Regions from separate parts of the Homo sapiens genome. Here region 1 is linked to region 2. Evidence: read pairs that join two places in POLR2A ChIA-PET (ENCODE). Cell type or tissue: MCF 10A. All regions are shown on one strand. Links, peaks and the distances in the headings refer to the core of each region. The heading gives the core; the rest is flanking DNA. Region 1 overlaps MYLK (myosin light chain kinase). Region 2 overlaps MYLK (myosin light chain kinase).

What was found. ChIA-PET counts read pairs that join two places held together with the same protein. Peaks named below come from ENCODE experiments on the same cell type or tissue, not always from the same donor. Only the 100,000 strongest peaks of a DNase experiment are listed, where the experiment ranks them.
Region 1: POLR2A ChIA-PET joins it to region 2 with 5 read pairs; 3 of 35 experiments call an interaction of 5 or more read pairs at or near these places.

Annotation. Positions count from the first base shown.
Region 1 is chr3:123,617,210-123,620,123 of GRCh38, forward strand. MYLK (myosin light chain kinase) reads right to left here. Exons shown (of 34, transcript NM_053025.4): 33 at 1,430-1,561. All of the region lies in intron 2 of MYLK-AS1 (MYLK antisense RNA 1), which reads left to right. Among named protein-coding and RNA genes, the nearest start is that of MYLK-AS1, 33 kb to the left of the region's middle. In MCF 10A, for the core only: no CTCF peak of the experiment used is centred there; a DNase peak (open chromatin) is centred at 1,722.
Region 2 is chr3:123,677,040-123,679,953 of GRCh38, forward strand. All of the region lies in intron 20 of MYLK (myosin light chain kinase), which reads right to left. Among named protein-coding and RNA genes, the nearest start is that of MYLK-AS2, 11 kb to the right of the region's middle. In MCF 10A, for the core only: no CTCF peak of the experiment used is centred there; a DNase peak (open chromatin) is centred at 1,322.

The DNA of each region.
Region 1 (2,914 bases), core at 274-2,773, 60 kb before region 2:
AATGAAACAATTCCAAAGAGAAAATTAAGTACGAAACAATCCCAAAGAGAAAATTAAGTACAAAATGATAATCATTATGTTATTTTAAAACATTCAAAAAGGAAAAGAAACTTCAGAAGACCCAAATGCAATGGTAATGGTGAGAATTGCAAGCAGTGGCTCCAGAGCCTTCAGCAGAATCCCCAGTCCGAGAATTTTCACATTATCAAAGGCAGCACATCCACTTTCTTTTAATTGAGTGAGGAAAGGAAAATGACTATGGTAGGCGAAGCATTGATAAGGCACTTTGATAATATAAAGATGCAGAAGAAAAACTATTTTTTCCATTCCTAACTTTGGGTTATTTTACTCAAAAGGCATTGTCTAGTCACATTGCTGGAGAATCAAAGAAAGTGGGAGGCACAGTTTGTTTTGACTGCTGTACTGTGCTATGCGGCCTCGGGAAAGTTGCCTAATAAACTTCTGTGCTTTATTTGGTCAGACCAAAATGGGTGATAACCCACCACCCTGGTTGGCAGGTGAAAGTCACAGACTTGAAGCAAAGAGCCTGTCTTATCTTGTCCCTTCTCTTTCTAGACGGTTGCAATCTATATGAAAATGGAAACGCTTTGTGTCATCAACTTTGCTCATTTCTCAGGTGCTATGCCATGACCCCTTAAGGTCCCTTGAGCTCTGACCACTGACAGGTCTGTGGCTGCATTATTCCCAGCAGGCAGATAAGCAGCCTGGGGAAGATGGTGCCGGCTGAGTGCTTTGTCCCGGGTGCCTGGCTCCCAACTGGCCTCAGTCTGAAGTCACAATGCATGCACTCTCTCTGTACCTGCCAGTCCCACAACTTTTCCCTTTGCTCTGTGACATCTTTACAAGATCTAAAAGGTTCCCCCTTCTCACATATGTCCCCTCACAGAATCCCCAGAGCCACTCCGTGACTTAGCTATCATCTTACAGCAGAGGGACCGTAACTCAGGGGAGTTGGACCACCATCCAAGGTCACACAGCCTGTGGACGAGTAGCAGAGCCTGCCGATTCCACATCCTATGCCTTTGTGCCAGCCTTCCTTTGAGGGCCTCATATGGGCAAGTCACATGCTTTTCAGCAGTTTGCAAAGCTCATTTCACTAAGCATGTTCCAAAGCCAGGTAAGTCCATGCAAGGCCATTTCTAAACTTAGGTCTAGTGGCTGATGTAAGTAGGTGAAATTTCAAATGTGCCCCCTGGGGAAGTGACTGAAGGACACACCTTCAGGAGGTGGGAGTGCAGGGCATAGCCCTTTATGAGCAGCTCCTGCTGACCCAGTTTCCCCCAAAGCTTGGCAGTTCCTCATTGTCCCCAGCTGCACAGAACTGACTTCTTGCCCACGGTGCATGGTAGGGACTCTACCATCCAGCCACACCCTATTCATGGTGAAGAGAAGCACAGCTACAACTTACCTTCAATCTTGCAGTCAAATCTAGCAGCACTTCCCTCCACAACTTCTAAATCGCGAATGGTCTTAGAGAAATAGGGTTTTACATGAGGCTTTTCCTCAGCAACAGCCTCAAGGAAAGCTTGGGACACATCTTCTAGAAGACAGAGAAGAAGACCAGGTCATTTCTTCACTCGTTGTTCTCGCCTCGCCTCTAGCTTAAAGAAACTAACTTTTAAAAAAGTTGCTATGATTTAGCAAAGAAGGCAGCTTTGAGAACTGAATCATAAGCACGCCTTTCTCCTGGGGACAGGTTGGCCTGCTGCCAAATGGTTTTTGGCAGAAGAAGGAACTGTGCCCAAGCTGAGGAAGGATCAGACTCCCCCTTCCCCTTATGCTGACATGTTGAAAGAGGAAATCATCTTTAAAAAGGATTTCTGGCTGCATTTCATGCTGCTTTAGGATTCAGCTGAGGGTATCTGAGCAGGGCAGGACCTCATCAGCCTTCCTAGTCTTGGTATCCCTCTGCCTTCCTTCTGCAGCAGGTGTTCCACCTGCTTTTTACAAGGGAGGAGTCAGGTCCTAGCCGCATCTTTAGCTTCCAGTGGCTCTTTCTCCATGCTCACACTGCCTTCATGCTGTGTGACTGTGGACCAGGATGTGGGATTGGTTCAGGGAAAAGCTGTAACTTGGAGGGACACCTGTATCTCCTCCCTTCCCTTCAGGCTATGTCTGGGTCATCTGAGGAGGGGCAGAAGTGGCTCAGGAGGGACCAGGCCTGTGTGCTGCAGTCTCTATCCCTGGCTGTGAGGAAGCTCCAGAGCAGGCAGTTGCTGGCCTCACCAATAACCCTACCTTTGCTCACCAAGGGAATCTAAACTCAGATTCTCACCTGTGGATACAAAAAGCACCAGGCAGGGAGGGACAGAGGGTGTCTCTGGCCAAATGAGATAAGGGTCTGGCCCTGCATGCACCTGAAGCAGGAAAAGGCTGGGGTTTTCACTGAGGAGATGGACGGGACAGCATCTAAGATGGTGAGCAAGTAACTGACCCTATTAGTCTCCAGGAGGAGACCTGCCAGTCCCAGTCTGCCCAGTTCAAATGACACGATTCAGCATCATGAACAATGCCAAAGAATGTGGACCATATGAGTTAATTTTTATTTAAAACAAAACCACAAAGATGGTAGAAAATAGAATATTTTATAAATCTTACACAACTACATGTAATTTTAATGTTATTTTTGCCTATTAATATAGAATATCACTTTTGCCATAAGAACAAAAGAAGATTTTAATACAATCTTTGTTAATTTTAACACAAAATATATGAAAAAGCATAGCTGAGGTCATCTAGTTCTATTAGACAAATAACAACTTTCCCTCCGAAAATGGTTAAGCTTAAAGTTAAACGATTAAGAATAATTATTAGACTTAGTAATTGTCAGGGCAACCCAAAATTACTTCTGAATTTATCCTTGCAGGGAATATTAAAATAAAAAAAAAAAGAA
Region 2 (2,914 bases), core at 326-2,825:
CTGGCCATTTGGGCCCCCTCCAGCTGGGACTCCCCTAAACCTGTATGCTTAAGGCCTCTTTCCCTCAGGACACTTTTGCTGCTGTGTGACCTAAACTATACTTGCTGTAGCTTTGGACTCCTTCACACTTCAGATGATATGAAGGAGAGTTATTAATCTCAACTGAACTGTGTCACTCAAAAGCTTTCCATCCAACGGGCTGATGCTGATGTCAGAGTTGGGAAAGGCCTGAGGTCAGCTGGAGAAACTCCCCATCTGACTGGCAAGGAAGCCCAAGTCCAGAGGAATGAAGGGCTTTGACCAAGGCCACATATTTAACTACTGGGAGAACCAAGACCTTCGTCTCCTGCTCATTGGCTTTCTTGCTGTGTCTTGTGCCTGAGTGCTGCCCCAGAACTGATCATAGTAAGTTGGCACCTGGAGTCCGACAGGAGTATTTCTGTCTCCCCATGCCCTACTCAGCTTAGGTGGAAGAGTGTGGGGTGTTTCTCCCCTGGGCCTGTGAACTTCTTTCCTGTTCCATCTCCAAAGGGAGGAGAGGACCCACTCTGGGCTGGAGGAGTGCACGAAGTGTTTTAGGAGTGTTATTATTAAATATTCATCAACAGGAGAAAAAGATAGCCACAAAGAACATTATTAGAACAATTGACAATAAATGTAGACTATGAATCAATTAGACAACAGTATTGGTTCAATGTCAAATTTACTCTTTGATTTTGATTTCAATAATTGCATTGTAGTTATGTTCTTAGGACAACAGCATAGTTAGAATTCAAGGGCATGATATCTCCAATTTGGCCTAAAATGGTAGGTACCTATCTCTATCTAAATGAATAAATAAATGAATATATATATATATATATATATATATATATATATACACACACACACACACAGAGTACATCCTGAGACTGCAGCCAGGCCAGGGTGTAGTGGCCAGAATGCAGGTCAGGGTTGGCACCACAGTTCCACATCTTACTAGCTGTGAGACCCTGGACAGGGCAGTTTAGTTCTCTGAGGCTCTGTTTTGTTCATCCCTAAAATGGGAACAGCTATTTATAGCGCAGTTGAGTGAGACTCGGCTGAAGTGACATAGATCGAGCTCCTAAGGTGCTCCCAGTGCACAGGCACTCGGTAGACTCTGATTTTGTTCAGCCTGCAGCTGTCCTGAGACAGGTGCCCTCACAATCTTCACTCCAGCATCTGTGTGGCTCCTCCCTGTCTGCCTTCTCCCCAACTGATGTTATCATTTTCTCTCCAGCCAAACCACATAAACCACATTCCTCTCCTCCTCCATAACCTGACCCCGTTTTCCTCATCCCGAAATCTTCCCAAGCTGCTCCCACCTCCCTCCTGCACTTGTGAGTCAGTGTCTGGCCGGTTAACTTGTACTTCTGTCCGCTTTCTCTCACCCCGTCCTTGCTTGGGTTGGGGTGGATGCCCTTGGCTTTTCCCTCATGCTTGTCAGTGCTCAGCAGGGAGGGGGGTGTGCAGAAGAGGGAACTGGTCATGATCTATTTGATGAAAAAATCACTCAGGCTCACCTCAGGAAAGATGGATTTCCCTCTTAGACTAGGTACTTCTCAGCCCTTGACACAGAGGAACACACACACAAACACACACACACACACAGCCAGATCACTCATGGAATCAGAGGTGTCTGGGACTGGGGATGGCAAAGCTAAGAAAAAAAGGCAAGTTGCAGAGGTATACAGACTGTGCAATTCCATCTCTGTGGGACAAAAATCCAATTGATGTACTTGTGCCTGTATATAAAAATGCATAGAAAAAAGTCACTGAGTATTTTTGGGGCGTGAGTAGAATTGGGGTGAGATGAAAGAGGACTTTCATGTTGTACATAGTATATTTCTATATTGTTTAAAATGGTTAAATAAGAATGTGTGCATATATAATGTATATAATCAATAAACTAACAATTATCCTCCAAAGGGAGAAAAGAATGGGTGCAAATCTAAAAGACATCTTCGGCCGGGCGCGGTGGCTCACGCCTGTAATCCCAGCACTTTGGGAGGCTGAGGCGGGCGGATCACGAGGTCAAGAGATCGAGACCATCCTGGCCCACATGGCGAAACCCCATCTCTACTAAAAATACAAAAATTAGTTGGGCGTGGTGGTGCGCAGCTGTAGTCCCAGCTACTAGGCAGGCTGAGGCAGGAGAATCGCTTGAAACCAGGAGGCGGAGGTTGTAGTGAGCGGAGATCGCGCCACTGCACTCCAGCCTGGTGACAGAGCGAGACTCTGTCTCAAAAAAAAAAAAAAAAACAAAACAAGACATCTCCTTCACTTCCCATCTCTGGGCAGCTGCCTTCTCAGGAGCTTCTCAGGAGGCTCCAGAAACAAATCCCAGGGTATCTCTCAGGCCCCCAGGGTACAGGCTTCTGAAGGACAAGAGTGCAGGGGTGCAAGCAGGTGGAGGGCAGCTAGAGCCAGCCTGGCACCGCTCTCAGTGTTGGGGTAGCAGGTTTGGAGTAACAGAGATTGGAGGGTGGGCCAGCAAAAGGGTACAAAGTGGCCATGACTTTGGAGTGTGTAGAGACACACACTCCCATTCTTTCAGGAGCAAGATGTCTGAAATTCCAACATGGGGGCTCTGCACACAGAGTGAAATCCAAGTGGGGTCTACTGGAGTTAATCCAGTCATGAATGTGTGTTTTCTGTAAAGATGAAGCACTTGCTACTAGCCTGCTGCTCCCCCACTAACTCAGACTGAGCTTCATTCCCTGCTTCCAGCTTCTCCACCACAAGGTGCCTTGTTCGGCTCTCTGGGCAACATGATACCCTAAGGATGTTGATGTGAGGGTCCCCGAGGCAGTTCCACACTTAACAGAGGCAGCAGGGGAGACCCCCTTCTGCTTCTCAAGACCCACAGTGTGGGCACCAGGTTTCTCCCTGG